2 separate regions of the Mus musculus genome follow, and region 1 is linked to region 2. The links are chromatin loops, found by intact Hi-C in ENCODE. Cell type or tissue: gastrocnemius. All regions are shown on one strand. Each heading gives the region's core, and the rest is flanking DNA. Links, peaks and the distances in the headings are about the cores only. Region 1 overlaps Lima1 (LIM domain and actin binding 1). Region 2 has its middle 8.5 kb from the start of Larp4.

Region 1 (15,254 bases), core at 3,911-8,910, 110 kb after region 2:
AAGATGCTAGGGATTGGGTTTTTTGTTTGTTTTGTTTTGTTGTTTGGTTTTTTGAGATAGGCTCTCAACTAGCCCAGGCTGGCCTCAAACTCGCTGTGTAGCTGAGGATAGCTAGATGGCCTAAACTTTTGTTTATTTAGTGTGTGTTGGGGTGGGGGTGGGGTATTCATAAATGCTACAGCTTGTGTCCGGAGGTCAGTGGACAGCTTTGTGAAGTCAGCTCTCTCCTTCCAGGAGAGACTCTGGGAATCTCGGGGCTTGGCTATTAGACTGCAATCACCCCGTTACCCTCTGAGCAGTCTCCAAGGCCACTTATGTTTCTGAACCTCTGGCCACAGTCTCCCAGGTGCTGGGAATGCACTCCATGCCTAAGTTCTGTGCATTGCTAGGGATGGAACCCGCAGTCTTGGGCATGAGGATGTGAGCGGTCTACCAACTCACCGATAGCCTCAGCCCTAAATGTAAGATACTATGCATCCTTTACGTTTCTTTTTAATTTATTTATTATTGTATGTAAGTACACTGTAGCTGTCTTCAGACACCAGAAGAGGGAGTCAGATCTTATTACAGATGATTGTGAGCCACCATGTGGTTGCTGGGATTTGAACTCAGGACCTTCAGAAGAGCAGTCAGTGCTCTTAACCACTGAGCCATCTCTCCAGCCCCGTATCCTTTATGTTAACATGAACTCGCAGGGCGGCAGGGCAGAGATGCAGGCCAGGTCGGGGCTTCTGGACTGTATCATTGGCAATCATGACAGCCTAAAGAAGGCTGTTCAGACTACCCTGGGCACCAGGGGTGTGATTCTCAGCATGCTGTTGCCCCATGGGAATCAGAGTCCGTAAGACTTTTAAAGTCTGGTCTGTCACATTTTTCTGTTGTTTGGAAACAAGGGTCTCACTCCAGAGCCCCAGCTGGATAGAAGTTACAGCAATCCCCCTGCCTTAGCCTCTTAAATACTGAGATAACAGGTGAGAATAACAAGGCCTGTCTGGTTCTACTACCTTTCATTTTATTTATTACTTATTTATTGAGGGGGCAGCTTGTGGGGGTCAGTTCTTCTGTTTCACCAGGTGGATGCCGGGGAATTGAACTCAGGTCATTGGGTCTGGCAGCTTTTCCTGCTAAACCATCTCCAGGACTCTGGCTCTAAAACTCGGCAACTGTATGCCTCTGAGAAAATTAACTTCTCTGAGACTAATTTCTTCCTCTGTCGGGTGAGAATGCTTGCTTTGTGATGTCATAAACACTAAGTGAATGAGATCAAGAGGATAATGAGCCAGCGTGTGTAAAGCCTGTGGCAAATGGTTAGCTTTCAGTAATTGATCCCCGGGCTACAGTGGCCTGGCAGAGATGTCGTCTCCCTAGGTAGGTGGCTAGAATCTTCAATTCCAGCACTTGGGAGGCTGACCCAGGAGGATCAAGAGTTTGTGCCCAGCCTGGATCATATAATGAGAACCCTCTGAGGCCTGCCTAATATTCAGATGATATTTGAGTGGCCCCTCCCCAAGTAGGAAGTGCTGGACTGCCAGGACAAGGGGAGGACCTGAAACAGCCCCAAACAGTGAGTTTCTCTTAAGGCTGTGGGGCCATATAACACCAGTCAGGCTCCCCACTGGACCGTCTCCCCATTGAGATGTGGTTCTCATCTGTACATCAAGTGCCATTTATGCTTGCAAGGAATATTAATGAGGTCTGGATAAGAATCAGACACCCAGAAGGGACAGCTGCTGGGAGAGACAGCTTAGTTGTTCAAGGAGTTCCATGTGATATTCAGAAAGCCCCTGTGCAATTAAAAAGCGTAATTAAGCTGCAGAGGTATAATAAACCATTTATAAATGACATTTAAAAATAAATGCCGGCGAGGTGGCTCAACTGGTAAAGGCAAATGTTCCATATGCCCAGTGGCCCAAATCAGATTTCATGGTGGAGGGAGAAATGCAATCCCCAAAAGCTGTCCTTTGACCTCCAGATGTGTGCCATAGCACAAGCATGTCTCTCTCTCACACACACTATATGCATACACCTACCATACACACTTACATACATACCATATACACATATAAACACACAACACACACACACACACACAAACACACATACCATATACACACATACACCACAGAGAGAGGGTGTGATTATAATTTTAAAATAAAATAAATGTAGTTTCAAATATATAAATTGATGTGACGTTTCTGAGAGAAATTCAGGAATGTCTATTGAACTTTTGTCGATGGAAAAAGCTCCTCTGGGGCTGGTGAGATGGCTCAGTGGGCACCCAACTGCTCTTCTGAAGGTCAGGAGTTCAAATCCCAGCAACCACATGGTGGCTCACAACCATCCGTAACAAGATCTGACTCCCTCTTCTGGAGTGTCTGAAGGCAGCTACAGTGTACTTACATATAATAAATAAATAAGTAAATAAATAAATCTTTAAAAAAAAAAGCTCCTCTGTCCATCAAATGTGCACCTCCAGTGGGCACTGTGTTCACATCCATTGCAGGCTTGCTCACGGTGAAGAGCCAAGCAACCTAAAAATGTTCATTGACTGTCTTAGTCAGGGTTTCTATTCCTGCACAAACATCATGACCAAGAAGCAAGTTGGGGAGGAAAGGGTTTATTCAGCTTACACTTCCATGCTGCTGTTCATCACCAAGGAAGCCAGGACTGAAACTCAAGCAGGTCAGGAAGCAGGAGCTGATGCAGAGGCCATGGAGGGATGTTACTTACTGGCTTGCTTGCTTCCCCTGGCTTGCTCAGCCTGCTCTCTTATAGAACTCAAGACTATCAGCTCAGGGATGGCACCACCCACAAGGGGCCCTCCCCGCTTGATCACTGAGAAAATGCCTTACAGCTGGATCTCATGGAGGCATTTCCTCACCTGAAGCTCCTTTCTCTGTGTTAACTCCAACTTTGTCAAGTTGACACACAAAACTAGCCAGCACATTGACATTGCCTTAGTAAGTTATAAGATATCAGACATCATGTAGCATGATGTTATTGTGGTTCTTGGAAGATGGAATATTTCCTTGTGTCCTTAGGTGGGAAAACAGACAAAAGGAATAAAAACACTACTGTCAAACAAGGACGTGCCAGGTGGTGGTGGCGCACACCTTTAATCCCAGCACTCGGGAGGCAGAGGCAGGAGAATTTCTGAGTTCGAGGCCAGCCTGGTCTACAGAGTGAGTTCCAGGACAGCCAGGGCTATACAGAGAAACCCTATCTCGAAAAACCAACCAACCAATCAACCAACCAACCAAACAAACAAACAAACAAACAAAATCCAAGGACGTACAAAAGGCCTTTGGGTATTTTTCACATGTGTGCGTTTTTGTTTATGAGACACAGTTTTCTGTATAGTCTCGGTTGGCTTTTGAGAGCCCAGGCTAGCCTTGGACTGGCGGCACCCTCCCCCACTGGTCTCGGCACCTTCCTTGGTGCTAGGATTGCAGGCCTGAGCTGTTAAGACCTGCAGAACTGTTACATTGTATAAATGACCTCTCAGCGCCTCGGTTCCCTCATCTGTCAAGGAAGCACCACCTGCTTAGGTCTGCAGGCGAGGGCTTCCCAAAGCGGGGAGGCAGAAATGTTGATGGATTCCACCCTCAGTGCTGAACTGTGGACCTAATTAAAGATTAAAGCTTGCAGTACTGGGAGAGACCACTGGAATTGGGGGTCATTTCCGGGGAGAGGCACAAATGTAGGGCAGTGGAAATCCCGGGAATCTATGAAGGGTTCATAGCTAAGACTGAGTAATGAAAGATACAAAACCTGAACCATAATTAGGCAAGGCTGCCAGCGGAGGGATTGGGACACCAACCCAGCCACAAAACCTTCGACCTACAATGTGTTCTGCCTGAGATGTGCTGGGGTAAAGGTGGTGCAGAAGTTGTGGGAGTGGCCAACCGGTGACTGGTCTAGCTTGAGACCCGTGCTGTGGGAGGGAGCCCACCCCTGACATTGCCTGGAGGGGCGGGAACCAGAGGCTGGATAGCCCAGAGGCCTAGCTAAAACCAAACGTGCCAGGCCACAAACAAACAAAAGATTCCAGATGTTGTTCTGCTATAGACAAGAGCCTGACATAATTGTCATCAAAGAAAACTGATGGAAACAGTCAGAGACCCACAGCCAGACATTAGGCAGAGGAAGAGTGGGAAGAATTGTAGGAGCCAGAAGGTCAAGGACATCAAAAGGAAACACTCGGGAATCAAGTAACCTGGGCTCTCGGGGCTCGTGAACTGAGACGGGTTCAGGAGACTGAACCACCAAACAGGAAGCCCCCATGGGATCCACTGCACATCTGTTATGATGGCATAGCTTGGTCTTCCTGTGGGACTCCTGACAGTGGGCGTGGGGTGTGTGTCTCTGACTTATTTGCCTGCTTTAGGGACCTTTTTTGCCTACTAGGTTGCCTCCTTCAGCCTTGATTTGAGGGAAGATCCCTGGTCTTATTGTAACTGCTGTGTTTGGTTGATATTGCTGGGAGGATTGCCCTTTTCTGAAGGGAAATGGAGGAGGAACAGACACACTTGCACATGCGCGCACGTGCACAGTGAGAGAGAGAGAGAGAGAGAGAAGAGGGAGGGATTTAGTGGGTTGTAATATATAAGAGAATAAATTTAAAAATTTGAAAAAAGTTATAGGTAGGAAAAGTATTCTACTTTGATAAACTTGTGATGCTGGGAATTGAACCTGGATCCTCTAGAAGTTCAGTCAGGACTCTAACCCCTAGCCACCTCTGCAGCCCCCATTCTAAATGATTTTTAATTAGAGCCTTATAAGAGACATAGGAGGTCTTACATAGGAACTAAGCTTTAATAAGAACTGAATCTTTAATGTTTTGTCATCTGTGACCTCGACACTAGTATATAGAGATGTCAAGAGACCTTAAGCTGTGTGCTCTACCCTTTTCCATACTTACATCCCTGTATATGAGACCACTCTCTGGGGCCAGTTGTCACCTTGACTGTACATAGAAGGAAGGCTGCCCTGAGCCTGGTAAACATTGGAAGTAGAGTTGGAGTTAGCTGGTGTTTCCGAGGTATGGTCCTGTCTCGCAGTAACCATGGTAACCATGACGAGAAGGTGGGTGATGCATGCCCTTAGGGAGGGCACCTCAGTCATCATGATCACCTGGTGACTTTCAAGCTATAATGTATAATGTATGTTTTATTTTATTTTTGGTGCTGGGAATTAACCCAGCTCATTGTAGGTACTATGGCCGATCTACCTCCCAGTCCTAAAACTATACTTTTAAAAATAAGGGTTTATTAAAATATAATGATTTACACATCATGTAGCTTATCTGTTTAAGTGTCCCATTCAGTGGATTTTAATATACCCACACAGCAGCCACCAAAGGGGGGGGAAACACCAAATTATATATTATAGAATTTTTTACATGTAATCTTTTGAAGAAGTGGTGCCCTTTTCCAAATGACCCTCCCATTGTCTTTCCCACCACAGTATACAAACATTCCAGCTGCTTGTATCCTCACCAGCACGTGTCAAGTGAGCCTGTCTCACAGTAAGAAATATTTCAGGCTGGTGAGATGGCTCAGTGGGTAAGAGCACCCGACTGCTCTTCCGAAGGTCCAGAGTTCAAATCCCAGCAACCACATGGTGGCTCACAACCATCTGTAACAAGATCTGATGCCCTCTTCTGGAGTGTCTGAAGACAACTACAGTGTACTTACATATAATAAATAAATAAATCTTAAAAAAAAAATTAAAAAAAAAAAAAAAGAAATATTTCACCTTCCACTGGGCATTGTGACACATGCCTTTAATCCCAGCACTCAGGAGACAGAGGCAGGCTGATCTCTGAGTTCACAGCCAACCTGGTCTACAGAGTGAGTTCCAGGACAGCCAGGGCTACACAGAGAAACCTTACCTCAAACAAACAAACAACAAAAGAAAAAGAAAAGAAATATTTTATCTTCCTACACAGTTCACACACACAACACATAAATAGCTCAACAAGAGCGGTGTTGTTTTTTTTTTAAGGATGTTTGTTTATAGTATAATCAAACACTGTAGTGTTTGCTACAATGTTTTAGTCCTTATTAAAACAAATAAACGGGCTGAGGCTGTAACCCAGTGAGCTTTCTCACTGATTCAGTGAGCACACAGTGCGCTAGAGGCTCTGGCTCAGCTTTGCAAAAACAAAAGCAAGAGCAAAGCATGCTGGTTCTGACTCCAAAAACTGGTTTTGAAACTTACTAATTGTGCCCTGGAGTCAGAAAAACACTAGGCCATTGTAAGTCCCTTCGCCTTAAAGAAGAGGGAGGACAAGGCCCAGACAGGTGTCTTCCTAGGTCACTTGGCTAATTAGTGGCAGAGGCAAGATTAGAGCCCAAGCCTGTTATCTTCCAGGTTTGATATTTTTCAATTGTAATTTAAAGTCTCTTGCAGCTGCAGTGCAGCTTACTCTGATTTCTGGGACCCATCACAGGACATGCAACTGAGTCCCGTTCTAAGAGAGTGGCTTGTATTTCTCCGTTTTGTAAATCTTCGAAATCTCTGGCACCACAGGGTCACATGGATTTGGCTCGCATAGCATGGAATAGTAAGTGCACGAGAGAGCTTGAGAAACAGGCCAGGAGAACACTGATGTTAGAATTAAATCTCCTAACATTGGTGTTTGATGATCAGTTGCTGTAAGTAGGAAAATGGGAGAAGCCAAAAGGAACTTAGTGTTTGCTGCAAGCTCTCTTTAGACCCTGTGATTGTGGCCAATGAAAAACATGGACCTGACCGAGTACCAGAGGTCACAGGCCAAATCACTAAGTTGCTTTTTAATTTAATATTTTGCTTTGTTTTTCAGTGCTGGGAGTTGAGCATAGGGCCTTGTGCATGCTAAGTGAGCACTACCTCTACCTTTTGTTTGGTTTGGTTTTAAAGAATCATTTATTTATTTTATGTATGTGAGTACACCACTGCTCTCTTCAGACACACCTAAGATGGCATCAGACCCCCTTGCAGATGGTTGTGAGCCACCATGTGGTTGCTGGGAATTGAACTCAGGACCTCTGGAAGAGCAGTCAGTGCTCCTAACCGCTGAGCCATCGCTCCAGCACCTTGGCTTTGTTTTCTATTAAGCCCCTTTCCTACGGTAGACTGCTGTCTGCCTGGCTCCTCACTGTCCCAGACTCTGCACAAGCTGGCTGTAACTCTCAACTCTCAGGGGGTGAGGAGAGTTGCCTCTTTCTCTCACTTTTACTTTTACTTTTTGGTTTTTTGAGACAGGGTTTCTCTGTGTAGCCCTGCCTGTCCTGGAACTCACTCTGTAGACCAGGCTGGCCTCGAACTCAGAAATCCACCTGCCTCTGCCTCCCGAGTGCTGGGATTAAAGGCGTGCGCCACCATGCTCGGCTTCACTTTTACTTTTGTGTTATTTTTCTTTCCCTTCCCTTCCCTCCCTGCCCCTAGTACTTCGGATTGGCCTAAGGCTTGACAAGTGCCCTGCTGCTGAACCATTCACCTTTAAAACACTTTTGTTTGTTTGTTTGTTTGTTTGAGAATGGTATCTTACTTTGCTGTGGTTGACCTGCAACTAGCTCTGTAGTCCAGGCCAGCCTCAAATTCAGAGATCTGCCTGCCTCTGCCTCCTAAGTTCAGAGAATAAAACAGGCACTGCCATGCCTGTTTAAAGAAACAGAAGAAAATGTTGAACTTTTATTTTATTACTTGTTTGTGTGGGCTGGAGTTACAGGAGGTTGTGAGTCACTGTGTAGGTGCTGGGGTCATCTGGAAAATCAGCTTTAACCGCTGAGCCACCACTCTAGCCCTGTCCTTTTTTTTTTTTTTTTTTTTTTTTTTTTTTTTTTAATGTATGAGCTTGGGTGTTTGCGTGGGAGTTCTGTGTGCTGGGCAGAGGCTTCAGGTCCCTGGATTTGGAGTTGCTGGTGGTCTGTGAGCTGCCTGCCAGTGGGGGGCGAAGTGAGGGTAGGGTGGGTGCTGGTAGCAGAACCCGGTTCTCTGCAAGATCATGCATCCCCTAACACTGAGCAATCCCCCCAGCCCCTTTGGTTTCCTTTAGGACAGGCTCTCAAGTAGCCCAGGTCAGCCTCGAACTCCTAATCCTCCTGCCTCCAAGTCCAGAATGAGGAGTTACAGATGTGTGTCAGCACACACAGAGGCAGGCGGATTTCTGAGTTTGAGGCCAACCTGGTCTACAAAGTAAGTTCCAGGACTATACAGAGAAACCCTGTCAGAATTTCGCTGGTCTCTGCCTCCCAAGTGCTGGGATTAAAGGCGTGCGCCACCACCGGCCGGTTGGGTTATTTTTAAAGGATGAATTCTGGATGCTGGGAGTGTTGTATGTGGTCCCTTTCCTACTTTTCTGGTATACACATCCCTCTCTCTCCAGCCCTTTAATTCTGTGTTTTCCAGCCTTTAATGAGGGGTAGGGGAACCTTGGCTACTAGAACCATTGCAAGGTTCTGGTTAAAACGTGGTCTATCCCGGGCTCTTCTCCAGCTTGATGAGTCATGGGAAAGAACCCAAAAAGTCAGTATTTGAAACAAGTTTCCTAGGTGATTCTTGTGTGTACTTAAGTTTATGACCTACTGAATTAAAATTTCTTTTCTCTTTCATTTCTCATTTCTCATCTTAACTCCTTTTGGTTTCTCTGTTTCCACTCTGGCTTTGTTGTCTGACATAGTTATTCATTAGCATGTATGAGGGAACACCTGAGTTATGTCAACAGCCCTGACTGGGACAAGCTGCTCTGAGTTCAGCACTAAGGACTTTGCTGCTGCATTCAGTGGTTTCTCATAGTTTGCAATGAATTGTTTAGTGAGCAAGCTGTGTGTTTCAGTCTCCTTTCCCTGAAAGCTCTAGTCTATGCAAATAGCTGACTCCAACTGGTGACTTCAGAGCCTGAGGCCATTTCCTTCATTGACAGATACCTGTTGGTTATGGTCATTAGCTAGGGCCTGTAATTCAAGCACTTGGAAGATTCAGTTAGCCTCAGCTACATAGCAAGCTCATTGCCAGCCTAAACTGCATGCGACTCTAAAAGAAACCAAACCAGAGGCTGGAGAGATGGCTCAATGGTTAATGGCACCGGCCGCTGTTCCAGAGGACCTGGGTTTCCCTACACCTGCACAGCAGCTTACAACTCTCGGAAACTCCTGTTCTAGGGGATCAGATGTCCTCTTCTGGCCTCCTCAGGCATTGCACACACATGGTGCACATACATAGATGCAGACAAAATACACACACACACAGAGATAGATAGATAGATATATAGATAGATAGATAAATCCTTAAAAAATTTTAACCCAAACAAAACAGCAACAGACTGTATGATGTGATCAATGTTATTTTTTTAGTATTTTGTGTTTGTGTGTATGTACCATGTGTGTTTGGAGATGAGAAGACAACTTATTGGACTCCACTGTCTCTTTTCACCATGTGGTTACAAGGGATTCCACTCAGGTCATCAGGCCCACCACCTTCACCCACTGAACTGTCTCGATGGCCGAGGTGAGAGTTTAAGGAGAAGAGAAACTGAGCCTTGAGTGATTCTGGGAGTGGGGCTGAGTGGAGGCAGGGAGGCTTCTGCAAGATAATGAGAATGATTTGCGTCAGGAGAGCGCCATTAAAAAGATAATTTCAAAATTGAGGGACTAATTAGTTCTGGAGATGACAAGAAGATAGTAAGATCTAAAGTGTGGCTTTAATCCTAGCCCCCAGGAAGCAGAGGCAAGAGCAGCTAAAACGTGGCTCTTGCCTTTTGGTTTGGGGAATTTTGTTTTGTTTTAGTTTGGTTTTTGGAGACAGGGTTTCTCTGTGTATCCCTGGCTGTCCCGGAACTCACTCTGTAGACCAGGCTGGCCTCATACTTACAGAGATCCACCAGTTTCTGCCTCCTGAGTGCTGGGGGTTAAAGACAAGGACGGGGTCTGTGGTCCTTGTGTTGGTGGTTCAGTGGTCTGTAGGAAATGTCTGGGGATAGAGCCAGGCCAGAGCAATAGATGGATGATGAAGTGGAGCATGTGAGGACTGCAGTCTGACTGCGCTGTACCAGCAAAGTGCGTGTGAGAGGAAAAAGCTTAAGGTAAAAAGTAATTTTAGGGCTGGTGAGATGGCTCAGCAGGTAAGAGCACCCGACTGCTCTTCCGAAGGTCCGGAGTTCAAGTCCCAGCAACCACATGGTGGCTCACAACCATCTGTAACGAGATCTGACTCCCTCTTCTGGAGTGTCTGAAGACAGCTACAGTGTACTTACATATAATAAATAATAAATAAATCTTTTTTAAAAAAGTAATTTTAAAAAGCTATATGTGGGGCTGGAGAGATGGCTCAGCGTTTAAGAGCACTGACTGCTCTTCTGAAGGTCCTGAGTTCAATTCCCAGCAACCACATGGTGGCTCACAACCATCCATAATGAGATCTGATGCCCCTTTCTGGGGTGTCTGAAGACAGCTACAGTGTACTTAGATATAATAACAATAAAATAATTTTTTTTAAAAAGCTATGTGTGAGTTCAGATATGTATTATAGATATAGAAACATAGTCATCAAAAATAGCTCACATCTTGGGTAGAAGGGCAAAATCTGGGATAGAGATAAGCTGAGGAGGAGGAGGAGGAGGAGGAGGAGGAGGAAGAGGAGGAGGAGGAAGAGGAGGAGGAGGAGGGGGAGGGGGAGGAGGAGGAGGAGGAGGAGGAGGAGGAATCGTCAGGGGCCTGGATGCTTGGACTTAGTGGTGGAGCCTTTGTCTTGCAAGGTCAAGGCCCTGGGCTCAATCTCTAGTTCAAGGGTGAAGGGTGGAGAAAAGGCCAGGTGGAAGATTGCAACAGTTACTTTCCCAGACCCTAGGCAAGAAGGGGAAAAGATTGTGTCTGAGAGAGCTTGTCTGCCTCCATATTTTATCCCTGGCCTGGTAATGTGTGACTCAGTAAATAAATATAAACACTTAGGGCAAACTGCTCAGCAAGTGTAACCTTACTCCCCATCCTTCCACCCATGAATTTGCTTCTCAGTTACACAACCACTTTTCTATACAAAATATCCATAAAAGGAGATAAAAGAGGGATCACATGCTCCTGAAGTGACTCTGTCCTGATACAAGCATCTACGTCCTTGTTGACTCTGGGAATTTGGTTGGCGTTACAATTATCCTATTGTCTAGATACATATCTCTACAGGCAGCTGGCTGAAGTTCTCCAGCAACAGTGGCAGTGACTAGCCCACACGCCTATAGACTTGTCTGTTATGTCTCTGCAGTAAAACAGTGAGCTTTGTATGTATGATAGATGAAGCTTCTTGTTTATAGGATTTGGGTGACAAGGACAGTCTCTCACTACTCAGACTAGGCCGTCCTCAAATTCAGGATCCTCCTGTCTCTACCCTCTGTACTGGTATTACAGAGGCTTGCTTGTAATACCATACCTGCCTTCAAGTTATTAAGGCTTCATTTTTTTCATATGATTTGCATTTATGTCAAAAGTTTGAATAAGGGCTGGAGAGATAGCTCAGTGATATATGTTTTTTATGTAAAAAAAAAAATTTTTTTTTTTTGGCTTTTCTAGACAGAGTTTCTCTGTATAGTACTAGCTGTCCTGGAATTCACTTTGTAGACCAGGCTGGCCTCGAACAAATATTTTTATTATATGTACATACATATACATATATTTTATTATGTGTACATTTTATATATTTATTATTTATTTATTATATATTGTATTATGTTTATATCATAAAATCTGACCTAAGAGGATGGTTTTGGGAGTCTGAAAAAGAGCCTCATCTAGAAAGACTGGATGCTGAAGAGCAATACTATACCTTTAAGTACATAATAGCTGGATCCCTGTTTACAGTGGAGTGTGTATAGTGACCAGAAGTAACTGTTTCTCTCAGAAGTAGGGATGATTACCTCTGATGCTTACTATTCTGATAACAAACTGCAGTCCCTTGAAGACTTTGGGGCTGTGGATGCTCAAATCCCTTTATATAAATAGTGTCATGTTTACATAGAACTTATATGCAGTTCACACCATCATTAGACTACATATGATGCCTAGCATGATGCGTGCTGCTCTAATAGTTGTGTATATTGATCATGGAACAACGACCCGAATCTGTGCATTCAGTGTGGGTACAACACTGTTTCTTGGTTTCTTGGTTTCTTCCATGGTTTCTTGTTTTATTTGATCCTTGAGACAGGTCTGAGTGGCCTTAAATTCATGACTATCCCCCAGCCTCAGCCTCCTGAGTACTGAGAATACAGGCATGCACTAACATACCCTGTATATGCAAATTTTTGAAAATATTTTTTGGTTCTCAGTTGGTTTTATTCCGCTAATGCAGAATCCAGGTGTGTAGGGGGCAATCTATAGCCGTCTCGGTGGTTTTTGGTAAATTCTAATCACATTTATGTGCACCGTGGCACAGGTGTGGAAGTCAGAGGTCAGCTTGCAGGGATCAGTTCTCGACTTTTATTTATTTATTTATTTATTTATCAGTTCTCGACTTCTATTTATTTATTTATTTATTTATTTATTTATTTGTTTGTTTATTTATTTATATGTAAGTGCACTGTAGCTGTCTTCAGACGCACCAGAAGAGGGCATCAGATCTCATTATCATTACAGGTGGTTGTGAGCCACCATGTGGTTGCTGGGATTTGAACTTCGGACCTTCGGAAGAGCAGTCGAGTACTCTTACCCACTGAGCCATCTCACCAGCCCCCAGTTCTCGACTTCTAACACGCAGATCGTGGGGCTTAAACTCAGGTTATCAAGCTTGGAGAAAGCGCCTTTCCTCACTGAGCTACCGTGATGGCCCATTGTTCCCTCACTGAAAACCAACTGGTGTAGGTTTGCAGCAGCCAGGTGGCCCAGGAGTGAACATCTCCCTTCCTAGCTATCAGTATGTAGTCTACTATTGAACCCAACCCAGCACATTGGGGTGGATAGCAAGGGGCACTGCCATCAGCACCACCATAGGCATGTATCACCACAGCCAGCTAAAATAAGCGCTCATAGAACATGATGTTCACATATGTCTCATCTTTCCAGAAACTTTTCGTGCTCCACCGCAGACTGCGGTGCATGATAGATCTCTTGTCCTGCAGATGTGAATGTTAAAGCGGAGAGAAATTTTTATTTGCCTTAAAGGTCATACATAGAAGGATTAGACTCTATATCTGTTCGCTCACAGGCTACTTCTCTCCACCGTTGAAATATGGCCCAAATTCCTCTTCCCCGCCTGGCTTCCTTCCGTCTGTTTCTGCCTGGAATCTAACTCTTCCTCAGACACTAGTGCTGTGCTTCCCCCCCCCCCCCATTCACTCCCCTCTCCCACCCTGCCCTCACTTTCACATTCTTTCCATTCTGCAAATCCCAAGTCAAGCTAATGTCTTTTCCTCTCACCGAGCCAGAGGTATGCATCGAGCCAGAGGTATGCATCGCCTCTAACCACATCGTTGCCTTGTGCTGTAATTGTGTAGATGGCTGCAGAGTCAATAAATCACGAGCACTCTTTGGAGAGGAGCTTTCTGTTCAGCTTTGAGGGTACCCTCTATTCACTGCTTGAATATGAGGGGTGCTTCTCCTAACCTTTGACTAAGATTTCCCGGGCATTTTGGTCAAAAGTAATCAAAACCATGAACTTAGGAGTTGCTTTTTTTTTTTCTTCTTTTTTAAACCTTATCATCTCTACCCCTCCAAATAATATAACCAGGCATGGTGGCAGATGCTTGTAATCTCAGCACTTGGGAAGCTGAAGCAGGAGGATTGTGAGTTTGAGGCCAGCCAGAAAGACCTAACTAGTAAAACCCTGATACAGGCGTACCTAGGGTGCTGCTGCTGGTGTGAGTACTGTGCATACTTGCTGCCCAGGCGAGTCTCAAGCATTCCTGCCTCAGCCTTGAAGACAGCCGGGACTGTGAACTTAGAGTGCCGCATCTGGCTCTGCATTTCCTTTTTCATGAACAGCTTTCAGAACATACTTTGTTTATTTTTTTTCTTCCTTTATCCATAATGGTTCACTGTGAAAGATCTGACAACATTTATAGTCACACCCACATGGAAGCATAAATCTTCCAAATGTTGTCCTAAAGTGTTGGTCAACGTTTCCTAAATTTGGCTTGAAAGGCGACTGCTGTGGTTTCCGGTCCTGACACTTAGCTGAATTACACGTCGCCCCCACCCCCTTGCCTTTTTCTCTTCAGAGAAAATGCTGACGGTGCTTGGTGAGTCTGTCAGCGAAGGTACGGCACACTCATGTTGAGCTCACATGAATGAGGGACATACATACGTGTTCAAAGCTTCCACACTTACTGTGTTGACTTAGTCTGTAGGAGTGTCATTTCCTCTTCATCTTATTCATCCTATTGTCCTGAATTTTTAAATTTTTAAATAAGTCTGAGAAAAAAACCACAAGCTTTAAGTGGTGAGAGCAACTGTACTTGAATACACGAACGTTAAGTCATCAAAAACTAATCCGTGTTATTTTCAGAGAAGGCTTTGATTAGAAGGACAGCACACTGCCTGCGGGTATGGAGGGTGGTCTCAGAAGGCGATCTGGAGGGCTTGGCCCGGCACACTGTATTGTGCTGTTGTCAGGGCTGATGAGAGAGAGAGCAGTTCTAACGAATCCATTCTACAGATCAGTCCTGCTCTGTGGTTGCCAAGAGAACAGCTGTTTCATCTGTATTTTTTTTTCCCCTACTCAAATAAGGAAGTATTGACTTGTTTCTGATCTCACCTCTTCTGGACAAAGGTTGGAACTCCTTTGGTAATTACTAAGACAAGAAAACCCCACCTCCAGGTTAGCAGGTGGGAACCGAGTGGTGTGAGGGGTGCACTTCGTGTGTGTTCTACAGCTTGGAGAGATTCCAGAAAGGAATGTTAGGTGTAGAGGATTTACCCTCTTAATTTAAATATGTACTTTACCCAGACATTTAAAAAGCTTGATAAGAGCCAGTGGTAAAACATTACACTTAAAATATTCTAAATATTCACAATACTAAAGTATGTCTAATATTTAAAATATATTCTCTCCTTAAATCTACAGTAAAATCCTAGAAAGACAAATGCTGTCTTTGTTTTTTTCATTTGAAGATATTAAAACTAAAGATTATGTAAGTTGGAACATTTTCACAGTTGCATGGCCTGGATACAATGTATCGTGATCATACTTACCCAGTCACCCTTCCTCATCCCAACTCCTACTGGGCCTCTGCTGCTTCCCCATCAGTTCCTCTCCTGCTTTGTATCTTATTGATCAATCCATCAATC
Region 2 (15,254 bases), core at 4,060-9,059:
TCCGTTTTTTTGAGACAGGGTTTCTGTGTAGACTAGGTTGTTCCCGGAACTCACTTTGTAGACCAGGCTGGCTTGAACTCACAGAGATCTACCTATCTGCCACCTGAATGCTGGAACAACACCTTAAAGTGATGTTTTCATTTCATCAACTCTTGCTTGTTTTCTTGTTTTTTTTTTTTTTTTTTTTCCCCACTTTGAGACAGGGTTTCTCTGTGTAGATCTTGGCTGTCCTAGAACTCACTTTGTGGACCTGGCTGGCCTAGAACTCAGAAATCCGCCTGCCTGTGCACCCCCACCCCCACCCCCACCGAGTGCTGAGATTAAAGGTGTGTGCCACCATGCCCAGCCCTCTTTATCTTTCTTAAAAATTTATTTTCATTCTATACATATGGCTCTTTGCCTGCAGGCATGTATATGCTCCCTCCTGCATGCCTGGGAACTGAACCTGAGTCCTCAACAAAAGCAACCAGTGCTCTTAACAAAAAAGGTTAGACCATCTCTGCAGGCCTAACCTTTCAATTCTTTCCTTTCTGTTTCTTTTGCTTACTTTCTCCCTTCCCCTCCCCACAAGTCTACCTCCCCATGACAACATCTTTCTGTGTATTCCTGGCTGTCCAGGAACTCACTTTGTAGACCAGGTTGACCTCAAGCTCAGAGATCCTCCTGCCTGTACCTGCTCAGTGATGGGATTAAGGTATGCACCACTACACCCAGCCCCAACTTTCTTTTTCTTAACCCATATAACCCCCTTTCCTTTGCCTCACAAGAGACTCACTTTCTTACATTGCCTCTGCTTCCCAAGTGCTGGGGTTAAAGGCATGCGCCACCACGACCAGCCATTACTATTATTTTTTTAATCTCAATCATTAAACTTAGTTGCAGAATGTTTGATCACACTGTGAACCCTGAGACTGTCATATCCTGGAAAAAACCTATTTCTAGCTATGGTGTAGCTCAGCCCTTAGCACACATCTCTAATCCCAAACAATGAAGGTAAAGTTAGCTTGAAGAAGGAAGCACCCATGTTTGAAAGTGATTTCTAATTGAGTGGCCAAGTGCCAAATCACAGAATAGGATCTGCCCAGTTCTTATGAGAACAGACAGGAAAGGGAAGCAACTTGAGGAAGCAGTGCAGAGAGAGGAAGGGGCAGTTTTTTACTGGGACAGTTGTACACAGACAGGTTGGAGAGAGAACAAACTAGACATAGGTGAAGACAGATCAAGCCAAAGAATGAGAAGGAGCCAGAATACTAGAACAAAGTTGCCGAAGTTGGTTTGAACCCAAGCAGAATAAATCAGTAAGAAACGGAGAAGCCAATCTGACATCAGTAAGCTTGGAGTGGAGTTTGAACCAGAAGAGCTGAGTTAACCAGACACCCTAAGCTCAGAAAGAACTAGGAAAGGGTGAGTTTATTCAGCAGCAAGTGTTACAGGTGACACATTCTAGGCCTAGATAAGATTGTACGGAGGCTAGAAGATTCTAGGACTAAGCCTAGGTTAGTAGACAGAGGCAGTACGCCTCAGAGACAAAGTTTACTTCAGGCAAATAAAAGCTATATTACAAAACTCTCTCCCACTAAAATAGAAACAAAAGCACTTACCTCCAAAGCCATGATGCATCAAGGTATCTTCCGTATTTGTCAATCAATATCTCTCTATATAAGGTTCTCCCCAAGACTCTACTTCACAGATCTCTTCATGTCTTTAGTTAGCAACTTATAGTTTATCTTAATTTTTCCCCCATTTTTAGTTTGTTCATAAAAACCCCATTGTATGGTCTTCGTGGCTTACGGTAACTGCAGCAGCTCTTCAACAGGAAGGGGAGGATTTTAAAGCTTGCCTTTAGCTGGGCAGTGGTGGCACACGCCTTTAATCCCAGCACTTGGGAGGCAGAAGCAGGTGGATTTCTGAGTTCAAGGCCAGCCTGGTCTACAGGTTTTAAAGGCACACGCCTTTAATCCCAGCACTTGGGAGGCAGAGGCAGACGTATTTCTGAGTTCGAGGCCAGTTTGAGTTTGGTCTACAAAGTGAGTTCCAGGACAGACAGGACTATACAAAGAAGCCCTGTCTCAAAACAAACAAACAAACAAACAAACAAAAAACCAAAAAACCCCAACAACAACAAAAAGGATGCATATCCAGTTGCTGATTAATTCCATGCTACATGGGAGGGATACAAGAATGAGAGAGAGCCGGATGGTGGTGGCACAAGCCTTTAATCCCAGCACTTGGGAGGCAGAGGTAGGCAAATTTCTAAGTTCGACCAAAAAGAAAAAAAAAATATTTATTTATTTATTTGGTTTTTCGAGACAGGGTTTCCTGTGTAGCCCTGGCTGTCCTGGAACTCACTCGGTAGACAAGGCTGGCCTCGAACTCAGAAATCCACCTGCCTCTGCCTCCCGAGTGCTGGGATTAAAGGCGTGCACCACCACGCCCGGCATAAATAAATTTTTAAAAAAATTTTTAAAAAAATAAAAAAGAGTGAGAGAAAAATAGTTTTAAATTAGTTCAGTTGACAAGGCTTTGTAAATGGCTCCAGAAGAGTTGTACCTTTCTCTCTGTAAAATATAAGAGAGCTTTAAGACTTTCTTAATTTGACAAGAATAGGAAGTTCTGAACCTTCTGAACATCCTTGGTAACTAGGTCTGGGCTGTGGTCTGTAAGATAGGAGAGGAAATAATGACTATAGGAGTCCGGTGAGGTCATCAGCCCAGGCAGTATTCTGGGTGTTCGCAGATGTGCATAGCAGATGTCCACATCCAGGCAGTTTCTCTGGAATATCTAAGGGAAAGCATCCTAAATGCAAGGGAAACAGAAGTCAGGACCAGTGTGTGGTGTGTGCATGCTAGTACCAATTACGAAGTTATTTGGGAACAGAGAAGGGAGTCACAACCTTTTTTTAAAAAATGAGATAGAGCCAGGCAGTGGTGGCACATGCACTTGGGAGGCAGAGGCAGGCGGATTTCTGAGTTCGAGGCCAGCCTGGCCTACAAAGTGAGTTCCAGGTCAGCCAGGCTACACCCTGTCTCGAAAAAAAAAAATTAAAAAATTTTGAGATAGGGCCTCATTCTACAACCCAGGATGAATTTCAACTCTAGCAATCGCCTAGCCTCAGCACCTGAGAATGGAATTACACATCTGCACCACTGTGCCTAGCTGACGGTGGAATCTCAAAGAGAAACATTTAGTTTGACCTGTACATGTTTATTATCTTTAAAAGACAACTGCTGCTGGGCTTGGTAGAGATTGTCTATCATCCTGGCTCCCTGGAGTCTGAAGCAGGAAGATCAAGAGTGGAAGACCTTGGCTAGTGAGATTGCTCAGTGGGTAAAGGCTCTTGCCACTGTGCCTGGTAACTCAAGTCCCCAGGAACCACATAGTAGGAGGAAAATGACTCCCACAAGCTTCACACACACACACACACACACACACACACACACACACAAAATCAATCAGTCAGTCAATGTAGTATGTAATTTTAAAAATTAAATTCGCCGAGCGTAGTGGTGCATGCCTTTAATCCCAGCACTCGGGAGGCAGAGGCAGGCAGATTTCTGAGTTTGAGGCCAGCCTGGTCTACAGAGTGAGTTCCAGGACAGCCAGGGCTATATAGAGAAACCCTGTCTCGAAAAACCAAATAAATAATTAAATAAATAAATAAATAAATAAATAAATTCAAGACCAGTCTGGGCTATAGAGTTAATTCAAGCCCAATCCGCCAATTTAAAAAAGAACTGTCTAGAAATAAACTGAAAATACAGGGGAGTGGAGCTGGCTGTGTAGCTCAGTGGTAGAGAGCTTGTGGAGCCTACATGAGCCCTGTGTTCAGTCATCGATAGTGTGCAGAAGGGATGGAGTGGAAAAGAAAAGAAAAGCAGCTACTTCGCAACTCAGGCCCTGGGAACTAAAACACCTTTTTTGTGTTCTGTTCAGATCTTGAGAGAACCCAACAGAGGACTAATTTTACAATGCTTCCAACAAGGAACCAACATAGGAAATTTTTGTAGAGAGCTGAAACCATACAGCAGTCATTTTTAAAAATATGTAGAGTCTAGCAGATGATACTGTAAAGTTTATGGGTCCATAAGCACAGTAAAACTATGTAAAGATAGACTAGGTACATGACACCCCAAATCCATGCTTGCTGTTACCCCTGAACTAGGATTGAAAAGGCAATGCACACTGGGGAAGAACCAAGAGGCCTCAACTTTATTTCTTAGGCTTTTCCCGCTTTTAAAGTTATCTAGCTAAGCACACCTGTAATCCCAGCGCCTCCCCTGCAGTCAGAGCTGCCCAGAGAGGCATACCTCTACTTGGGTAGAAAGCAGCCTCTAATGTTTCCTTCAATTTTGTGAGTCAACTATGAAACCCCAAAGTTTGTCAGGCTCTTAAAAACATAACAAAACTAAAAGAAAGCAAAAGAAGAAAACATCAGTAAGGGGAAACTGGTACTCCTCCAAATACCTTCTAAGCTATCAAATGGTAGAAAAGTTATGGGCAGATGAGGAGCTCGTAGGACACTATTCCCATACAGGCTTAAGCCTATTTCAGCCGAGTCCAGGAAGAGAGGAGAGACTGGATATTGGGTTCTAACACCTAGAACGTAATTCTTCAATGCAGGACTGTGTCTTCCATTCCTTTTAGCATTCCTGCTACCCTGTGTTTTCTACCCCTCCCTGTTCTACAATCGTATAGAATGTCTAGTTCTTTACAAAGAGGAAGCAGCCCTAAGCATTCTAGTCAATGACAGTGTCACAATGGGTCTACTAATAGCATCATCAAGACTTGAATCTTTGAAGCCTTCTAGTAGGTCCAAGTAGTGTTCCTTGTAACCTCGGGAGTCCTTGAAGCTTCCTAGTGGACACTTAGTAGCATTTGTTTATATTCTGTGAAAAACAGAATAGAAACAAAGAAATCACCCAAATTTTCAAAATGCCTGTCAAAAGGCAGAGCAAAGTCTACTATGAATCTGACTCAGATGATGATGATGATGAATTCAAGGAACTTGCCACGTTGAGAAAGCCCATAAGCAACCGTGATAATCCACTGAGCTTGCAATTTGAGATCCCAGCATCAGTACAGTCAGTCATCCATAAGATTGAGGAATCACATATCTTTCGGGCCAAAGAGGTGAGTAGCCAATCCATTGACGGACTTTGTACAGCTTTGTATAACTTTGTACAACCAGGTGAAATTTTTTGTTGTTGTTGTTTGAATAGAAAACACTTCACACTCAATAGCTGACTGAATTTTAGCTAACTCTGACTTCAAACGACACTGTTACCACACTGACCATAGACAGATAGCAAGCTCCAATTCTGTATCAGCCTGTTCACACCAAAACTGTTCGCACAATTTAAGAAGTCAGTAGATCTGGATCTGATAGTGTACATCTGTAATTCCAACACTCAAGAGGAAGATGAAGGTAGGAAGATCTTGATCTTGTGTTCAAACTTGAGGCCAGGTTGTGCTGAATATTAATGAGACGTGGCTAAGATAGATAGATAGATAGATAGATAGATAGATAGATAGATAGATAGATAGATAATAGATAAAAGGTGTGTCATGTGGAAATGGCTCAGCTGGTTGGGGCTCTTTCTGCCATGCCTCACACCTGAAGTTGATCCCCAGAGCCTGCTTGTCAGAAGAAAATCAAATAGCCAGCTGTGCTCTGGCCTCCACACATACGTGGAGTGGCAATTTCACCCACCCCACCCCCACACACAAGTAAAGGCATAACTGTGATTTTAAAAGTAGATTAAAGCTGACAGTGGATCGCAGTGATGGAGGATGAGATAGACTCTAGGCTCCACTCCAGGACTTCCAAAAAGGGAAGAGAGGAAAGGTTGGTAGTAGTGGGGCTGCTTTCCACACAGTGTTTCCTGTTCCAGATTCTCACATCTGGCAACACCTGTGTTTGCTCTTAACAGCTTTATTTGTTGTCTTAGTTACTTTTCTATTGCTGTGATCAAATGCCACATCCAAGGTAACATGTAAAAGAAAGTGTGCATTGTGAGACCTGCTGTGGCAGCGGGTGAGAGTCCGGGGCAGAGCAAAGGCACAGTGGCAGACAGCTGAAAGCTGGAGGCAGAGAAAGGACCAACTGGGGATGGTGTGGGCTTTTAAAACCCCAGAGCCCACAAAAAATATTCCAACATGTGAGCCTACCGGCCATTCTCATTCAAACTACCACACTCCACTCCTTGCCTCCATAGGCTTGTGGTTACATCAGGATACAAAACCCAAGGAGTCCAACTTCAAAGGCCCCCATTCTCCTTTACAGTCCTAACCCTGTGTGAAAGTCCAAAGCTCAAAGTCTCTTCTGAGATTCAAGGCAAACTGTAATGCCTCTTAACTGTAACGCCCTGCAAGGTCACAATAAAAAAGCAGAGTACATACTTCTGGTGCACGGTGGCGAAGAACATACATTGCCATTCTAAAGGACAAATGGGAGCAGAGTGAGAAAATACTGGACAAAGCAGACTAGAAACCCTGTAGCTCCAAGTCTGATACCAGAGGCCTTGGGGACTCAGCCCTTCCTTCCAGCTTGCTGATTGCAACACACTTCCCTCTTGAGCTGGTACCACTCCCTGTCTCCAACTCTCCTTGCCAGATGTCTCCTGGCTCTGGCACCTCTAGCCTTGTGGGGTCTCCAGTGCAATCCAGGCCTCTCTTTCACAGGCACACGCACACGCACACGCACACACTGGCATCGCAGGGCCTCCTTGCAGGGCATCCCCTTTATATGCCTGGCTTCAGTGGCTCTCCTTAACTGTGGAGGGAGAGTCTGTAACCCCTTTACACATACACCCTTCATGACTCTAATGTCAGAACCACATTATTGACACTGCCAAGTTCCAGTGCCTGCTTGGGAAAGAGGGAACCTGGCTCCCACAAATCATTTGTATAAGCTTCTTTTTGTTGTTGCTGTTCATTTTTTTCTTTTTTAGGAATAGAAAATTTCTTGGTTTTTACAAGTTGGAAGCTCAGCTGGCTGGGGTGGGGGTGGGGGGCGTGTCGCGTGTCTTGCCCTGAGAGTATATTTCCTATATTCCATTTTGGAGCAGGCCCTTCTTCCTCTCCCTCCTTCTCCCCTCCCTCTTCCACCTCCTCTTCCTCTTCCTCCTTCTCCTTCTCTTCCTCCTCCTCTTCTCCTTCCTCTTCCCTCTCCTCGTCCTCTTCCTTTTTGAGCCCAAACCTTGGTTCCAGTGTTAAATTTCTCAGTGCTCTTTTTTTTGCTTCACACTGTACATTTTTTCTGTTTGTCCTGCTCATTCTTTTTCTTTATAGACCCACGTGAGATAATTAATAACTGAAAGGAAAAGAAGAAATAAAAGAGGGACATGACTGCCCTAAGGGGATTGAGGTTTTTATTATAGACATGAGAGCACAGGCAGACACATCTAGGAGAGTACAAAGTGAACATGGCCACACTGAGCCCGACTATGTGAAGACAGGGAGAGGGAGAGCAAGAGAAGCCATTGAGCAAGAGAGGTGGCTTGGACCAAGAGACTGTTCAAGAGACTAAAAAGGCAGAAGGGTCAATGTGGTCAAAATGGATTATATAAGGAAGAGCTGAGGGAAGAGGAGCCCAGAAGCAGGTGGGGTATGCCAAGTAAAAGGACCCTGTGACAGGTAAGGACTCAGGGATGCTCAGAGAACCTGCCTGCTAGAGTCCACTTTGAAATGTTAATAGGTACCTCTTCCAGGTGTCCAGGGTTTGAGACCTAACAATAACCACACAACAGATCTCTTCCTCCGAAGAAATTAGTCCATTACTTTTAAATTTAGCTGAGGCAGATTCTTGGGACAAGAGCAGAAGGCAGCCACATTCGTTGCCAAAATATTGCAAGAACAGCCTCTAGCTGAGATACTAATCTCACTCTACTCTGAAACATCTTGAGTTGGGCACCCATGGTCCAACTGCTCTCAGCACTACTGATGTCCAAGCTCCCTCCTCCTAGCATAGCTTCTAAGCCCTGGGTCTAGCATTCAACCTCTCTCCTAGTCCAAAGTCCCAGAGCTTTCCACAGTCCTCCAAAAGTCAGCATGGTCAAGACTGTACCCAAGTCCTCCTTCTTCAATTTCTTATTTACTTTTCTATTTCTGTGATAAGACACCATGACCGGGAACAACTACAAGAAAGTGTCAGAAGATTAGAGTCCATAATGGTGGAACAGAGGCATAGTGGCAAGGACAGTAGAGACCTTGCATCTTTTTTTAAAAAATTTATTTATTTATTATTATTATAATAAAGGGCATCAGATCTCATTATGGATGGTTGTGAGCCACCATGTGGTTGCTGGGATTTGAACTCAGGACCTTCGGAAGAGCAGTCAGTGCTCTTAACTACTGAGCCATCTCTCTAGCCCTTGCATCTTAATATACAGATCGGAGGCAGAAAGAGCTAACTGCCTATGGCAGGACCTTTCAAAGTTTCAAAGGCTGCTTCTAGTGACACAGCTCCTCCAACAAAGCCGCTCTCCTCTTTTCCTTCTTTTGTTTTTGTTTTGTTTTGTTTTGTTTTGTTTTGTTTTGTTTTTTGAGACAGGGGTTCTCTGTGTAGCCCTGGCTGTCCTGGAACTCACTCTGTAGACCAGGCTGGCCTCAAACTCAGAAATCCACCTGCTTCTGCCTCCCAAGTGCTGGGAGGACACCACTGCCCGGCTGAGACAGGATTTCTTGTAACAGCCCTAGCTGTGCTAGAGTTCACTTTGTAGACCAGGTTGGCCTTGACACACAGAGACTTGCCCACCTCTGCTGAGATTAAAGGTGTACACCGCCACACCCAGCCCTTATGATCTTCCTAGATATTTCTGCTTCGCTGCCCCCTAATTTACAGCTAACCACCAGCCTGTTTAGTCTTCATTTTATATAAAGAGAGTTATATATTATTTTCTTCTTTCTGAATCTTTTTATGTGTATGTGTGTGTGTATGCACGCATGCTCAAGTTCAAATCCAGCTTTAGTAAGGTTATTTGGAGATTTTGGTAGCAGGACACAGTCTTTGACTCTGCTCATGGATCAGAATAGGCATCAGTTTATATTTTGTTTTGTAGGTGATTTGAGTAGTCAGCCATTTTTGAATCCTTCCTACTTCAATTACCAGCTGGTAAAATCAGATTAATTTTAAAAAAATTCTCTATAGCAAAGATATTTGTAAAAAACAAGCTTCAAAAGTAAAACCTACATATTTAAAAGATTACCTAAACTATTAAGAATATATAAAGTAGCCAGGCAGTGGTGGCACACGCCTTTAATCCCAGCATTCTGGAGGCAGAGGCAGGCAGATTTCTGAGTTCCAGGCCAGCCTGGTCTACAGAGTGAGTTCCAGGACAGCCAGGGCTACACAAAGAAACCCTGTCTGGGGGGGGGGGGAAGAAAAAAAAGAATATATAAAGTATATTAAAGATATCTGTGTTAAAATTCTTAGATTTATTTATTTGTTTGTTTGTTTATTTGGTTTTTCAAGACAGGGTTTCTCTGTGTAGCCCTGGCTGTCCTGGAACTCACTCTGTAGACCAGGCTAGCCTCGAACTCAGAAATCTGCCTGCCTCTGCCTCCCGAGTGCTGGGATTAAAGGCATGTGACACCACGCTCGGCCTTAGATTTATTTTATTACTTCATGTATATGATATTTTGACTGCATGCGTGTATGTGCTCCACATGAATACCTAGAGCTTGCTAAGGCCAGCAGAGTGCGTCAGATTCTCAAGAACCAGAAGGACTGTGAGCTGCCATCCTCTGGTGCTGGAAAGCAAGCCTGGGTTCTCTGCGGACAGCAGCTGTTGCTCTCCCCCTTTGAGTGATCTCTGTAGCCCCAGGACAGCTACTTCTACCTGTCCTCCAGGTTTCCAAGCAAACATTTGATGTCTGTGCGTCCTTGCCATTACTTATGGGTAATTATGGTTCAGAGACCATACTGTTTCCAAAGTTATAAAAGTCCCCATTGGAGTCCAGGTGTGGTGGTACACCCCTTCAGTTCCAGCACTTGGGAGAAAGAGGCAAGCAGATCTTAGTGAGTTCCAGGCCAGCCAAGGCTACAGACTGAGGCTCTGTCTCAAAAACCAACCAACCAACCAAATGTATTAAACAAACAAAACCAGTTAACCAAACAAAAACCAACCACACTTTGCAAGACCCAGTGTGGCTCCCGTGGAATTGGAGGAGAGAAGGCACTTGATTTCAGCCTTTAAAATCAACAGAGCATTTCCACTGGTCGGATTCTCCTTCTGTGTAGCCTTTCCCAAATACTTTAACGTCTACTTTGCAATAGGTCTAAGGATGGACTAATTTCAGGGTCTGGAGGACAGCCTTCCTCTGTCAGCAGACCTGGAAACAAAACTTTAAAGGGTGTGGTGTTCCTTCTCACAACTCCAAATTTGCTGTGGAACATCACGGTGACCTGGCTCTCGTGCCTGGTTCTTTGGCCAGTGGCACAGTATGCATCAAGGATCCAGGTGAAGGCTCTCAGAAGGTTCTGCATGGCTGAGAGTCATGGCCACACCACATCCGTTTCTGGCAGCCTGTATAAAGTGGACTCACAATACAGGCACAACCACCTTTTAAGAAAGGTTCTTCCAAATGTCTTGCTTGTCCTGTGAGCCATATAGTTTTAATATTGACTTACACAAGCTAAAGTCATCTGTATGATGAGAGCCTCAGTCAGGAAAATGCCTCCGGAAGAGGCTTTAGTAGGGGGTTATCTTAGTGGTTAATGGGAGAGAGTCCTGGTCATTGTGGGAGGTGCCATGCCTGGGCTGTTGGTTCTGGCTTCTATAAGAAAGTGGAATGATCAAGCTATGGGGAGAAAATCAATAAGCAGTACCATAGCCTCTGAGCCAGCTCCTGCCTCCAGGTTCCTGCCCTGTTTGAGTTCCTGTCCTGACTTCTTTCTTTCTTTCTTTTTTTTTTTTTTTTTTTTGGTTTTTCGAGACAGGCTTTCTCTGTGTTGCCCTGGCTGTCCTGGAACTCACTCTGTAGACCAGGCTGGCCTCGAACTCAGAAATCTTCCTGCCTCTGCCTCCTGAGTGCTGGGATTAAAGTCATGCGCCACCACGCCCGGCAGTCCTGACTTTCTTTGATTAAAAAAAAAAATGGCCATATTGGACCAGGCTGACCTGCCTGTGCCACCTGAGTGCTGGGATGAAAGCTGTATACCACCACTGCCCAGCACATTTTTTATGTTCTAGTAAAGGGCTGTGCATAAGCTTTGATTTATTGATAATGTTTTGAGACAGGGCCTCCCTATGTAACTTATGCTGTCATGGAATCCCCTATGTAGTCCGAACTGGCCTTAAATTGAAAATCTCCCTGCCTTCACCTTCCAAGTGCTGAAATTATAGATATAAGTCACGACCATATCTACTTGAGAACAAATATTATAGCTCCTGTTTTTAGACAGGCTCTTGCTATATCTCCCTGGCTGGTCTGGAACTCTCTGTGTAGACTAGGCTAGCCCAGAATTCACAGAGATCTACCTGCTTCTGTCTCCTAGGTGCTGTGATCTAAGAAGTGTATCATTATACCTTGCTTATTTTGTTTTTGGTTGTTTTGGTTTTTTTTTTTTTGAGACGGTCTCAGCTAGCCCAGGCTAGCCTCAATTTCCACTGTATAACCAAGGCTAACCTTGAGCACCCAATCCTCCAGTTTCCTCTTCCTGTTTGCTGTGATTATAGGCATATGTCACCACAGCCAATTTTGAGTGGTGCTGGAGAATCAAACCTAGCAATTTATGCATGTTAAGTGTGGTTGCTATTCTTGGTTGTCAACTTGACTACATGTGAAATCATCTAAAACCCAAGTGGCTAGGTACACCTGTAAAGAGGTTTGTTTGTTTGTTTGTTTGTTTGTTTGTTTTTCCCCTTCTTTTTTCCTTTTTGTTTTTGTTTTTTCAAGGCAGGTTCCTCTGTGTGGCCCTGGCTGTCCTTAAAGTCACTCTGTAGGCCAGACTGGCTTCAAACTCACAAGAGAGCTGCCTCCTTCTGTCTCCCAAGTGCTGGGATTAAAGGTGTGTGCCACCACAACCCACTTACAGGCTACTTCTTCGAGGATTCTGGCATATGCTGAAGACCAGCTGAGACATCTAGCTTTGTGAACGGAACAATGACTGGATTCTTGGAACTAATTTTGGTTGGCAGCCATTGTTGGACTAGCTGGACTATAAGCCTATAAGCCATTTCTTTTCTTTTCTTTTTTTTTTTTTTTTTTTTTTTTCGAGACAGGGTTTCTCTGTATAGCCCTGGCTGCCTTGGAACTCACTTGTAGACCAGGGTGGCCTCGAAGTCAGAAATCCGCCTGCCTCTGCCTCCCGAGTGCTGGGATTAAAGGCATGTGGCACCATGCCCGGTCTATAAGCCATTTCTAACTCTCTCTCTCCTGTAGAGTCATTCCACACGTCCAGTTCCACTAGAGAACACTGCCCAGCACACAAGGCATGCGCTATCAGCGGAGCTCCATTTCCACCCATGTCACAAGGATTCCATACCGTCTGTTTTCCCTCCCTTGCTAAGGACCTCTTTTCCCTCCTTTTCATACTGTCCTTTATATTTTTCATGAAGTATAGGAACACCCACACATGTGTACACATATATACACACACATGCACACATACACACGTACACATATATACACACCAATTTGTTTGAGACAGTGTCTTTCACTGAATCAGAAGGTTACTATTTCAGCTAAGATGCTGGCCACCGGGTGCCCATTTCTGCTCCTCAGTATTGGGGTGATAGGCATGCTTAGCTTAGCCATGTTCTGCTTTGATGTGGATTTGCACCCAGATTCTCACACTTGCATAGCAGTGCTCTCTACTCTCTACGCCTCTACTGCACTTTCCAAAATACCTTATATTTGTGCTGGGGGGTGGGTGATGCACCCTTTCAGTCCCAGCACTCAGAAGACAGAGGCAGGTAGGTCTCTGTGAGTTCAAGGACATCCAGGGCTACACAGAGAAACCCTGCCTCAAGACAAACAAAAAACCCCACCTTATTTGTGTTTCCTTTAAGTCAGAATTTTATGTAGTTCTGGCTGGCCTTGAACTCACTAAATAGCCAGGGATGGCCTTGAACTCCTGGTTCTCCTGCCTTCCATTTCCTCTGCCACCAGCTGCTGGGATTATAGGCATGTGTCACTGTAGTTGGCTTTAAAATGTTTTCAACATTTCTTTTGATTCCTTCAAAATTATATTCATAAATATTCTACTAATCATAGTCATACTTTAAAATTAATGCGAATATGAGTAAACAAAAGGAAATTAGTTATGATTTCATGCTTCTCAATGTTTAAATCCTAGGACAAATTTAACTTGAAGTAGACGGACCTTCATGTCTAAGTTAAACTAAAGTGTGAAAGCTACAAACAGCTCGATACAAATTTAGTTCTATTGTAGCAACACTAGATAGATACAATTAGCAGAAATGCTTTATTATTGGCACCATTAAGTCTGCTTTTAAATTTTATCTCTATTTTATGTGCCTGCATTTGGTGTTTTGCCTGCATGTATGTGGGTGTGAGGGTGTCAGATCTTGGAGTTTACAGACAGTTGTGAGCTGCCCTGCGGGTGCTGAAAATTGAACCCCAGAAGAGCAGCCAGTGCTCTTAACTGCTGAGCCCTCTCTCCAGCCTCTAGTTTGCTTTGCTTTTCTTTTCTCTTCTTTTCTCTCCTCTTTTTTCTTTTCTTCTCTCTCCTTTTCTTTTCTTTTCTTTTCTTTTCTTTTCTTTTCTTTTCTTTTCTTTTTTTTTTTCCCCGAAACAGGGTTTCTCTGTGTAGCCCTGGCTGTCCTGGAACTCACTCTGTAGACCAGGCTGGCCTCGAACTCAGAAATCTGCCTGCCTCTGCCTCCGGAGTGCTGGCACCACCACACCTGGCTAGTTTGCTTTTCTTTTGCTGTGATAAAGACCACAAGTTGCAAAAGCAACTTGGGGAGGAAGGAGTTTATTTGGCTTCTAGGTGCAAGCCCATCATCAGGGGGAGTCACAGCAGGAACTCGAGGCAAGAACCTGGAGGCTGGAATGAAGCAGAGGCCAGTGGAGAAAGGCTGTTTAGGGCTTGTTCACTTTACTCTGTATTTGACTCAGGACCACCTTGCCAGGGCTGGTCTCAGCCAGAGGGCAGGGCCCGACCTCCCACAGCAATCCTTAATCAGAAAAATGCCCCTAAGACTTGTCTGGAGACCAGTTTGATTGGGGCATTTGCTCAATCAACGTTCTCTCTTCCCAGAGACAACTTGACAGGAGCTAGAGTCATCAGAGAGGAGGCAGGGAGCCTCAGATGAGAAGATGAGAAAAATGACTTCATGAGATCAGGCTACAAAACAGCCAGCAAGCAGTGTTCCCCTATGCTCTCTGTTTCAGCCCCACCGCCAGGATTCTGTTGGAACTGCTTGTGATGGGGAACCGTTCTATGGACTGAGAGTGAAAGAAATCTTTTCTTTTTTAAGTTGCTTTTCGTTGTGGTGTATAATCACAGCAGTGGTAGCCCTAAGACACAGATGACCTTAGCTTGTGTCAAGCGCACAAACAACTGCTCAGCACAGGTGCTGCTGTGCCATGGTGTTTTAGAATTGTGAAAATCACTTGGAAATTAAAAACTTATTTATGGGATGTGTGCGTCTGTCTGTCTGTCTGTCTCTCTCTCTCTCTCTCTCTCTCTGTGCACAAGCAAGTGTGTTTTTATATCCTATGGCACCATGTAGACATCAAAGGATAACCTCCTGGAGTCAGCTCTCTCCTGCTGCTTGGTAGGCTCTGGACACGGAACTCTTTGGTGGTCAGGTTTGGCAGCAAGCATCTCCCCTGGTTGAGCCATTTCATCAGCACTCCCCGCCCTGGCCCCCACTCAGTACCTTTTTAGAAGATGCTAGTAATCTATCTTTCTGATAATTCTGACAACCAAATGGGTTCCCACAGTTTTTCGATGTTTGTTTGTTTGTTTGTTGGAGAGAGGGTCTTTTGTAGCCCCGGCTAGCCTCAAACTTCCTGTGGAATCAAGGGTGACTCTGAACTTGTGATCCTCCTGCCTCCATCCCTTTGTGTTAGGATTCCAGGCTTGCTCAGTTGACAGGTAGGGTGCCTGCACAGGACATGGATGGCCCTGACTCAGTCACCACTACCCTAAAGAGGAAGCAACTCACACTTTGCCTTTAGCAGTCTTGGTTTTTGGATAAAGCAGAGGCACTTTGGAAATGTTAGTGACAACAAATGCTATTTTAACAAAAGAGCTGTGTTTAGGGTCCCAGGCCAGCGTA

The links. Hi-C counts contacts between places; a loop is a spot of excess contacts. Peaks named below come from ENCODE experiments on the same cell type or tissue, not always from the same donor. Only the 100,000 strongest peaks of a DNase experiment are listed, where the experiment ranks them.
Region 1: a loop joins it to region 2, with 2.1 times the contacts of the local background. A loop is called at or near these places in 2 of 42 quality-filtered maps.

The regions. Positions count from the first base shown.
Region 1 is chr15:99,846,269-99,861,522 of GRCm38, reverse strand. The region is part of intron 1 of Lima1 (LIM domain and actin binding 1); the gene reads left to right. Among named protein-coding and RNA genes, the nearest start is that of Lima1, 22 kb to the left of the region's middle. In gastrocnemius, for the core only: no CTCF peak of the experiment used is centred there; no DNase peak of the experiment used is centred there; H3K27ac peaks cover 972 bases.
Region 2 is chr15:99,956,626-99,971,879 of GRCm38, reverse strand. It overlaps a transcript of Fam186a not described here and a transcript of Larp4 not described here. Among named protein-coding and RNA genes, the nearest start is that of Larp4, 8.5 kb to the left of the region's middle. In gastrocnemius, for the core only: no CTCF peak of the experiment used is centred there; no DNase peak of the experiment used is centred there; H3K27ac peaks cover 714 bases.